2 separate regions of the Homo sapiens genome follow, and region 2 is linked to region 1. Evidence: read pairs that join two places in POLR2A ChIA-PET (ENCODE). Cell type or tissue: GM12878. All regions are shown on one strand. Each heading gives the region's core, and the rest is flanking DNA. Links, peaks and the distances in the headings are about the cores only. Region 1 overlaps GABARAPL2 (GABA type A receptor associated protein like 2). Region 2 holds the start of LOC124900382 (small nucleolar RNA SNORA76).

What was found. ChIA-PET counts read pairs that join two places held together with the same protein. Peaks named below come from ENCODE experiments on the same cell type or tissue, not always from the same donor. Only the 100,000 strongest peaks of a DNase experiment are listed, where the experiment ranks them.
Region 2: POLR2A ChIA-PET joins it to region 1 with 15 read pairs; 6 of 35 experiments call an interaction of 5 or more read pairs at or near these places.

The regions. Positions count from the first base shown.
Region 1 is chr16:75,566,722-75,572,097 of GRCh38, reverse strand. GABARAPL2 (GABA type A receptor associated protein like 2) reads right to left here. Exons shown (of 4, transcript NM_007285.7): 2 at 5,191-5,246; 3 at 3,889-4,061. Among named protein-coding and RNA genes, the nearest start is that of GABARAPL2, 3.0 kb to the right of the region's middle. RefSeq lists enhancers at 2,604-2,703, 4,504-5,257 and a silencer at 5,247-5,376. In GM12878, for the core only: no CTCF peak of the experiment used is centred there; no DNase peak of the experiment used is centred there; H3K4me3 peaks cover 4,167 bases; H3K27ac peaks cover 3,855 bases.
Region 2 is chr16:75,408,840-75,414,215 of GRCh38, reverse strand. CFDP1 (craniofacial development protein 1) reads left to right here. Exons shown (of 7, transcript NM_006324.3): 3 at 1,462-1,681; 4 at 2,264-2,391. It overlaps LOC124900382 (small nucleolar RNA SNORA76), which reads left to right and starts at 4,750; the gene lies at 4,750-4,884. In GM12878, for the core only: no CTCF peak of the experiment used is centred there; no DNase peak of the experiment used is centred there.

The sequences.
Region 1 (5,376 bases), core at 1-5,000:
CTCCTCCTCCCAGCTTCAAGCGATTCTCCTGCCTCAGCCCCCGAGTAGCTGGGATTACCGGCGACCGCCACCACACACGGCCTAGGACAGAACATATTTATCTGATAAAAAGAACAACTAGGCCGGGAGCAGTGGCTCACGCCTGTAATCCCAGCACTTTGGGAGGCCAAGGTCGGCGAATCACCTGAGGTCAGGAGTTAAGAGACCAGCCTGGCCAACATGGTAAAACCCGTCTCTACTAAAAATACAAAAAAAGTAGCCGGGCGTGGTGGCAGTCGCCTGTAATCCCAGCTACTAGGGGGCAGAGGCAGGAGAATCGCTTGAAGCTGGGAGGCAGAGGTTGCAGTGAGCTGAGATCGCGCCACTGCCTGGGCACTCTAGCCTGGGCGACATGAGTGAAACTCCGTCTCCAAAAAAAAAAAAAAAGTCCTGTCCTTAAAGAGGTATTTACCCAGAAATGATCAAAGTGCTTTAAGCACATTTCTAAATAAAGGATGATTAAGTGTGGGGTGAGAAGTCATTAATTGGGCCTGAAGGGTCAGGAATTGGATTTCTGGTTACTCTGTCCTAAAATCCTGACTTGGGTTACTGGTATAATCTGCTTTAGGGTGGATTCTCAGCAGAATGGAAAGGCAAATGGGACTTGGAGAGAAAATGGCCTTGAAGCAGTCTCTGTTGCCCTGAAAATCACTTTTCATTTCCAAAACATCACAACTTCCTTTTACTGAAGATCTCTTTAAGATCCAGAAGCAAATAAACACCATATTCTTAAACAGCACAGGTTTCCCAATGTCAGTTATAATATCTGGCCAGGCATGGTGGGTAACACCCATAATCCCAGCACTCTGGGAGGCCAAAGCAGGAGGATCACCTGTAGCCAGGAGTTTGAGACCAACCTGGTGAGGTAGGAGGACTTCTCAAGCCCAGGAGTTCAAGGCTGCAGTGAGCTATGACTGTGCCACTGCACTCCAGCCAGGGTGACAGAGCAAGACCTTGTCTCAACAACAATAAAAAATAATATCTTAGAGATATTATATTTAATGATATACTCCTGTTTCTATTTTAAACAGGGGATTAACAAGACTCTTATCTATGTTCTAAACAAACAAAGACCAAAGACCATTCACTGCCAGGTCTGAGTTCCCCTCTAACGTCATGACTAGGAAACTTGTACACTGATGTTTTTTCTGAAGTTCTGTCTGAACAAAGGCATGGTTCCCCATTCCGTTTTTGGCCTGATTCTTGATGCTGGCACCTAGGCAGAGAATTCAACTTTCCAATGCTAAATGGGAAAAGGCCATTGTGATTCCCTCTTTTTTAAATGAAACAAGAACTTAGAATTTAGGAAGTAAAACTTAGGGACTTGCCTCTGTCTCTATTTATAGAATCAATATTTAATACTAACTACTCTAAATAAAAATCATGACACTTTACATGGTGACCGCCTGTTTTCCACTCCAAGGCAGAAATAACTGAGAACTCACTCCCCTTCAGCCTCAGACATAATTGATCTTCATGCAGACCAGTCAGTCACCGGAGAGGGAGGGCTCCTGCAGGCCTGAATTCGTCCCTTCTCTAATTTCCCCAGCCACTCTTTGAAGCCAGCAAGCACTGCATGAAGGTTAAGGGAGGCTCCATGCTCCCCTAAGGAAGCTGAAAAGACCTGAGGAAGAGGCTGCTAAATTGTCTTGGGGAAGAGATGGTGAAGCTGAATCACAGCCAGCTTTAGGAAGGACCCTGTAGCACTTTTTATGTTTATGGGTGATTTATATATTGCATAAAGCCCAATGATGTCACACGCCTCTTATGTTTAGAAACAAATTTATATTTTTAGCCCGGTGTGGTGACATGCACCTGTGGTCCTGTCCCAGTTATTAGGGAGGCTGAGGTGAGAGGATCACTTGAACCTAGGAGGCAGAGATTGTAGTGAGCTCAGATTGCACCACTGCACTGCAATCTGGGCAACAGAGTGAGACTCTGTCTCAAAAAAAAAATTACTTCTGAGAATAAAACCCCAAAATAAACAGTTGCATTAAGTGTAGGGTGATAAGTCATTAACTGGGGCCAAAGAGCTGACAGCCTGGGCAAAAGGGCCCTAGCTGGTGACTCTAAATCCTGAAGGGTCAGGAGCTGGATTTCTGGCTACTCGGCCCTAAAATCCTGACTTGAGTTACCAGTGTAATCTGCTTTAGGGTTGATTCTCACCACACTGGAAAGGCAAATGGGACTTGGAGAGAAAATGGCTTGAAACAGTCTCTGCTGCCCTGAAAAATCATTTTTCATTTCCAATTCTATTTCTATCTCAGGGATAACGGGGGAGGGGAAGTTGATAAGACCTGTAGCCATTTTAATTGCTAGATTACTGTGGAGCCATCTGAGTAATCTTAAGGTCTCCAGAAGCCTGCTTCATTTCCTTTGAGAAGAACCAGAGAATCAGAATTGAGGAAAATAAACTCAATGCCATAGGTCCTAGTCACTTATTTTCTCCCACTAAGCCAACACCTCCAGGAAGTACAAAACACAGAGTCACCAAGGCTCTGTAGAAGTTGCAGATGTTATGAAAGAAGATTACCTCCCCAAACACGTTAAGGAAAGCCCAGGGTAACCACGGATGCCCAAGGCTTCCTCCCCTGGTGAAGACACAGCCCAGAGGCCTGGGAAGGAAGGTTAGAAGAGCCCCATGGGTGACAAGATCTCCTCAAGCAACACCACAGCTTCCAGAGCTACAGCTGTGGCAGACCAATGGCGTCCAGTGGGCAGGCCCTGGGGTGTCTCCTCAGGTTGAATACTGGCCTTAGGGAAGGAGCTTCCATTTCTCCCCTGCCTTTCTATCAGACACCAGGAAGTAGAGGTGGAGGACACTGGGAAAGAGGAAATCAGACCAAAAAATGGCCAGAGCTTTCCACCTTTAACAGAAATAAGGTCTGGAATTTGGCACAGGCCTCTTCTGGAGTCTTCAAGGATTTTCAACAGGAACCTATTTGGACAACATTGGGCTAGTTCCCAGGGCTTCTGAGAGCCTTCACTTTTAGAAGTATTACTTCTGGGAGTGGTAAATGAAACCTAGATTGGGTCACAAAGATAAGATGTGGCCAGAAACTCACACTCAGGGGAGAGGTGGGGGCTGGAATCTGGATCAGGGCCTACAACTACCCACTCAGTAACGGGAAAGGACTGACCAGGAGGTTAGACGGAGCCCATCCACTTTCCTTTTTCCACAGGGGACTAAAGCTGGGCTGTCAAACACACAGAAAACGGGAATTCTAATGCCTCTGCCTACATTCAGGCCACAAGTTACAGTCCCAAAGATTGCTTCCAGGCAGCACAATAGTCTGACAGTCAAAGCAAGTGCTACCAAGGGAGGTATAAGTCTGTAAAGAGACTTCAGAGCCCTTTACTGTGCCGCAGTCATTTTGTCAGACTTGAGGATCAGGCAGCTATAGACTCTTACAATGTCAAAGAGTTGACCAAGTTTGGGAGCAAGCAAACTGGATGATTAACTGAGTGAGCCTCAGCAGGGCCCACAGGCTCCCAGTGGAGGAGCATGCCAGGACTGCCTTCAGGGAAGAAAACCTCATTTCAGGCCTCAGTTCTACCTATAGCTTAAGACTAAATAAGTTCTCAACCGTTTTAAAAGATTCTTGGAGATCTTAGGCTGAGTTTCATCATTTTTTTAAAAGTCCAGGCCTTGTTCTATTTTCTGAATCCAAAATGCACTCTTATGTATTGCAGCCATTATTTTCCTGGAGCCCCTGATGTCAGGGAGCATAAAATCCAGATTTCTAGTCAGGACCCCTAAGAGTTTTCAGACTTCCAAAGTTTTGGAGTTCCGTAAGCAGCCAACCAGATGTCTAATACCAGAGGGCCCATCTAGTAAACACCTCTCACCTGGACTGTGGGACTGTCTTATCCACAAACAGGAAGATCGCCTTTTCAGAAGGAAGCTGGATCCTTTTCCTGATGATCCACATGAACTGAGCCACAGTGATATCAGATGGAACCAAGTACTTCCGTTTGTCAATGTCAACAATCTGAGAGCCTGAGACCTTTTCCACAATCACCTGGGAAAGTAAAGAGAGGTCAGGACTGTGTTTCCTAAAGCGAGGCTCTGGCCTCACATGGCTGAGGAGCTGATGAACAGAGTGTGGGCAAGGAGGTGGGTGGGGAACTGCATAGCAGGAGAAAATATGTCTTTGGCTTAATAAACCACACGCTCTGGAGGTTAAGAATTGATATAAATGTGTTACAGGGAAACAGTAAGTGCTTTTCTGTGGTCAATTATGTAAGAGAAATGCAGCCCTTACCACTAAGCTTTTCCACATTTTATCTGGGCAGACCTAAGAATATCTGGGGAGGGTTTCATCCATGGCCCGTTACTCCAGGACCCCAGAATGGATCCACCTTCACACTACAGGAAACACTACTGTGTTCCCAAGGAACACAGGAGACAAGAATGGATGGACTAATTGGAATGCCTGGAATTTTAGCCAGCCAAGAACCAAGTTCTTCATTTGGCCTGTTGCTCCTCTCTGAACAAGTTTCAAATCCGTCCCTCCTACTCCTTTCCCCAGACAAATTATTCACAAGCAAAGAGCTACAATAACAGGCCTTAATGTCCATTAAAAATTAATAACGATTACAAAACTATCTCCCCAACCATGGAAGAAATATAACATTATATTTATTATTGACTAAGAAGAAAATATGGCAGAAGGGGTTTTCAGCGGCTTTTCACATTATTTTGGTCAGGCAAGGATGACAGGGTCAAGGTGAGATAACGGAGCTAGAAGTTAGGTAAAGATGGAGACAAAGTAAAAGATGAACGTCCTGAGACTCAAGTACCACTTCCAAGACCAAAATGACAGTCTCCCTCCACCACCATTCCCAAAAGTGGCAGTGACCTGTTGCCCTGTCCTAGAACATCGTTCCTTACATAATTGGCCAGGGAGCCCCGAGGCTGCAGACGGCTCGCTGGCCTAGATCGGGAGATTCAGCACTGAGGCACCCTGAACAGCACCAGCCCGAGCCCCTCACGCCCCGGCCCTGGGCGGCCTCATCCCGGTCTGGCCCGTCAGCTACTGTAACTGGGACTGGAACCTCAACTTGTCAACTGTTGAATGGCCTGGGGCCTATCACGGGTCCCAGACGACAGAGGTGACAGCGAGGTGAGGGGGCGGAGAGTCCACTCACCGGAACCCTGTCGGGATATTTCGCTCGAATCTTCGCGGACTCCACGCATCTGTGTTCTGTGGGAGAAACAAACGGGGCTGACGGCCGCGCCTGCCCACCGGTCGGTTCCCGGCCCCCGGCCCTCCTCCTCCTGCGCCCTGCGTACAACCCAGGCCCTGGTTCCGGCGTCCCCGGGGCCGCGGTCCT
Region 2 (5,376 bases), core at 285-5,284, 160 kb after region 1:
TTTTTAGAAAAAAAATATAAATAGTAGCATACTCACTTTCTCATTTTCATTTCTCTTTATTTCACATCTTGGAGATAGTACCATGGCAGTATCTCCTCCTTTTCATAGTATTACGTTATGTGAATAGGCCTTACTTTATTTAGGCTTTCCTGTATCGAGGGATGTTTAGATTGTATCTAGTCTTTACTACAACAAAGAAGAGTGCAGTGAATATTCTTTGTATACATGTATACAAAGTATACATAAATATATAAATGTATATAATGTATACATGTATAAATATATCTGTAAATGTAACATTTAGAAGTGGAATTGTTTGATCTAAGGTTATATATGCAATTAAATTTTAAAAATACAGATATTAGCCCATTGCCTGGCATAGGCCTGGTATGGGCTTCTTTTCCCATGAAAATTATGAAAATTCTGACAGGTTATTTAACTTAGATAAGGGCATCTTCCATAGAAGTCTTTTACCTCACTTGGGTGTTTCTGTCTTCCTGGGCATTGAAGCAAAAAGCAGATTATCATTTATGAAAAAGAAAAAAGAATGTAGATATTAGATTGATTCACCTAAAGTCAAAATAGTCTAAGAAGCAATATACTCTTATAAGTCTTGGGCCCAGTTTTTTTGTCCTTGAATTTTTTTTTTTTTTTTTTTTTTTTGAGACAGAGTCTCGCCCTGTTGCCTAGGCTGGAGTGCAGTGGCGTGATCTCTGCTCAATGCAACCTCCGCCTCCTGGGTTCAGTTCCCTGCCTCAGCCTCCGAGTGGCTGGATTATAGGCACCCACCAACATGCCCGGCTAATTTTCTCATCTTGTTGTGATGAAAGTTTATATGAAGTAAAAGAGAAAAAAGGTAGTGGAATCTCTGTGTGGGCCTTGGCCTCCCAGAGTGCTGGGATTACAGGTGTGAGCCACTGCGCCTGGCCTGTCCTTGAATTTTTCTATGTTCCAGCTCTCAGTTCTTCCGAAAGTGGGAAGAAACATGGATTTTTTTCTTTTTCCTTGAGAACTCTTGGAAGAAATAGTGCAAATAAAGTTGAGGCTCTTCTAAATAGAACTTGTTCTACAAATGGAGTAGCTTTAAAAAGTCAACAATGTCTGGCACATATAATATGTTCTTAGAATATTCTTTCTGGATAGATTAATTCTGTGATTAGGTGATTTGGATGTTTTCTTTGTGAAAACAGCTGGTCCTGATTTAGAAGGAGAACGCTATACTTTGATTTTAAGTGATTGGAGAAAAGTTAGCACTAAGAGCTCAGTTTTTTTTTTTTTCAATTCTTTTTTTTTCTTCTATAAAATTTCAGCTTAACTCTTCTACTCACTTCAGTATATTAACCAGTAGTCCCAGAATTTAAAGTGTTCTTGGGTTTATAAGATTACCTTTGGGATTGGGAGAGGGATAACTGAAATCGTTTTGTGCTGTCTTTCCTTTTTCCTGTGACTGCTGGTGATTAGGAAGAGAAGACAAGGTGGCCTCTCATTAGAAGAAGAGGAAGAGGAGGATGCCAATTCAGAATCTGAGGGAAGCAGTAGTGAGGAGGAAGATGACGCTGCAGAGCAGGAAAAAGGCATTGGATCAGAGGATGCCAGGAAAAAGAAGGAGGACGAACTCTGGGCCAGCTTCCTCAATGATGTGGGACCAAAATCAAAAGTGCCCCCAAGTACACAAGTTAAGGTAAGTTGAGACATTAGTGAGGTGAATGCCTCTCCAGAAATACCCTACATTACTGAGATTTGAAGCCTACGGAAATCGACCAGATGCCTTTTGATAACAATTGTACTAAGTGAAAAGCAAAGCATTTCCTGTGGTAGGAGAATAAGCTTCTCTAATCATGTAAGTTTCCAATAGGCCTTTAACTGGTTAGAGATGAAACATTTAAGAGTAGCTATAGGCTGACTGCAGTGCCACACACCAACAATCCCTGCACTTTGGGAGGCTGAGGCAGGTGGATCATTTGAGGTCAGGAGTTCGAGACCAGCCTGGCCAACATGGCGAAATCCTGTCTCTACTAAAAATACAAAAATTAGCTGGGTGTGGTGGCGGTTGCCTGTAATCCCAGCTACTTTGGACGCTGAAGCAAGGAGAATCGCTTTAACCTGGGAGGTGGGGAGGTTGCAGTGAGCCAAGATTGTGTTACTGCACTCCAGCTTGGGCTACAGAGTGAGACGCTATCTCAAAGAAAAAAAAATAAAAAGTATCTGTAAACAATATGGTTCATCTTTTGGTGAAACATTACATTTCTTGTTTTTTTTATAGAAAGGAGAGGAGACTGAAGAGACAAGTTCAAGTAAATTGTTGGTAAAAGCAGAAGAGCTAGAGAAACCTAAAGAAACAGAAAAAGTTAAAATCACCAAGGTGTTTGATTTTGCTGGTGAAGAAGTAAGGTAAGAGAACCTTCAAAAACTTTGAAACTAGCATTTTCAAAAATGAGCGTCTCTCTCTAACTGGTGTTAGCCATCTATCCTCTTTTCAATCCATCATAATATTTTGGGAGAGTTATACTTGAACTCAAGGAAAACTGGCTCTATAAATTACCAGGGAGTATGAGAAAGGTCCTTTCACATATAGCAGTGTAGTTTTTGAGCTTTACGAAGTGCTCAGCTGAACAGAAGCAAGGGAATATGAGTTAAGTATTTTGTTCCACTTGATCATTGCCATGTTTTGTGACTTTTGGTAAGTCATGTCTCCCTTTATTACTCTCCTTGACTGCAATATGAGCCCCATTGAAGTCTCAGAAATCAGATAATAATTGAAAATACAAGGAGAGAAATTTGGTTTCAATATTATTTTCTTTTTCTGAGACGGAGTCTTGCTCTGTAGCCCAGGATGGAATGCAGTGGCGTGATCTCGGCTCCCTGCAACCTCTGCCTCCCGGGTCCCAGTTCAAGCAATTCTCCTACTTCAGCCTCCCGAGTAGCTGGGATTACAGGCACACGCCACCATACCCAGCTAATTCTTTTGTAGTTTTTTTGTTTTGTTTTTGTTTTTTTTTAGATGGAGTCTCGCTCCCGTTGTGCAGGCTGGAGTACAGGGTGCGATCTCGGCTCATTGCGACCTCCACCTCCCAGGTTCAAGTGATTCTCCTTCCTCAGCCTCCCAAGTAGATGGGATTGCAAGCCTGTGCAACCATGCCCTGTTATTTTTGTGTTTTTAGTAGAGATGGGGTTTCGCCATGTTGGCCAGGCTGGTCTTGAACTCCTGACCTCAGGTGATCCACCCGCCTTGGCCTCCCAAAGTGCTAGGATTACAGGCATGAGCTGCCACTCCTGGCCTTTTTTTTTCTTTTTTTTTTTTTTTTTTGAGACAGAGTCTTGCTCTGTCGCCCAGGCTGGAGTGCAGTGGCACAGTCTCGGCTCACTGCAAGCTCCACCTCCTGGGTTCACGCCATTCTCCTGTCTCAGCCTCCCGAGTAGCTGGGACTACAGGTGCTCACCACCATGCCCGGCTAATTTTTTAATATTTTTAGTAGAGACGGGGTTTCACCATGTTAGCCGGGATGGTCTCGATCTCCTGACCTCGTGATCCGCCCGCCTCGGCCTCCCAAAGTGCTGGGATTACAGGTGTGATCCACCGTGCCTGGACTTTTTTTTTGTAGTTTTAGTAGAGACAGGGTTTCACCATGTTGGCCAGACTGGTCTTGAACTCCTGACCTCGTGATCCGCCTGCCTTGGCCTCACAAAGTGCTGAGATTACAGGCATGAGCCACTGTCCCCGGCCTCAATATTATTTTCTTAGCTTAATAATATTTTTCTGATTGATTAATAAGGTTTATTTACCATAGGTTAAGTAAGGGCTTAATGCCTTGAGCAAGTTAGTCTCCTGGCTGTTAGGTAAGAGCCACATCCCTGTAATTTCCCTTCCCCCATTTATTTCAATTTTATTATGTGAAAATAGCAGATTTGTGATTTAGAGCTGCATGAGAACAGAGGAAGTGCCAATCAATAATTTTATAGGCAGTTACATTGATTTTCATTGGCAGTAATTAATTAGACCTGTAGGCTCTCTGAAAATACAATTTTCCCTAAAATTGTTATTCTTAAAAATAATGTTTTCAACAATTATTTATCTAGTGAAGCTATATTTAGGGAAAAGAATTGACACTATCAGTTTTTTTGTTTTGGGTTTTTTTTTTTTTTTTTTTTTTTTTTTTTTTGAGAAAGGGTCTTGCTGTGTTGCCTAGGCTGGTCTTGAACACCTGGGCTCAAGTGATCCTCCAGCCTTGGCCTCCTAAGTAACTGGGACTTCAGGGATGTACTACTCTGCCTGGCCATTATCACTTTTACAAATGGTATGGAACAAAACTTTTTATTATTAAAATTTTCTCTCTAACTTCTTCTTCTGAAAAATGTCACACTTATAGAAATGTTGCAAGAATAGTATTACAACAAACACCTACATACCTATGATCCAGATTCACCACTGGTTAATGTATTGCCTCTCTCTCACCATCTATATCTGGGTTTTTCTTTTGTTTTGGCTGAACCATTTGAGAATTACTTGTAGACATTGTGACACATCAGCCTTTAATACTTTAGCACGTGTCTCCTACGACCAAGGGCATTCTCCATTGTAGCACGATATAACTCTCATATTCAGTAAAGTTAATGTTAGAGCAGATTACTATCTATAGTGAAGGACCCCAACTTAAAATTTTCAATCTATAGCAGACCAGTACTTTTCTAAAAACACAATAAAAAGGAATTACTAGAAAAACAAATATAAAAGATAACTAAATTTTTACTAAGATTCGACAGATACCCTACTGCCTCTCTTTGTGGCGGCGGGGCTCAGGCTGCAGCACCACAGCACTGTGTGTGTGTATAACTGGGGCCACCTGCCCCTTCCAAGTGTGGGCCTTTTAACCTCTATCGACAGGTGTGGGGGAAAAAAAGATTTAATAGACATAACATTACATTTCAATGCATGTGGTCAAAATGAACCGCAGACAGGAAAAAGAAAAGAATTTTGTAATTATACAGGCTGTTCATTGGAAGTGTTAATATACAGGGAATCACTGTTACCTTTTATTCTGTTATTAAAACAAAAAACTGGCCTGGCACGGTGGCTCATGCCTGTAATCCCAGCACTCTGGGAGGCGAAGGTGGGTGGATTGCTTGAGGTTAGGAGTTCGAGACCAGCCTGAACAACATGATGAAACCCCGTCTCTACTAAAAATAAAAAAAATTAGCCAGGTGTGGTGGTGCACGTCTGTAATCCTAGCTACTTGGGAGGCTGAAGCAGGAGAATCACTTGAATCCAGTAGGCAGAGGTTGCAGTGAGCCGAGATCGTACCACTGCACTCCAGCCTGGGCAACAGAGCGAGACTCTGTCTCAAAACAAAAAAACAAAAAGCTGAGTAAAATATCAAT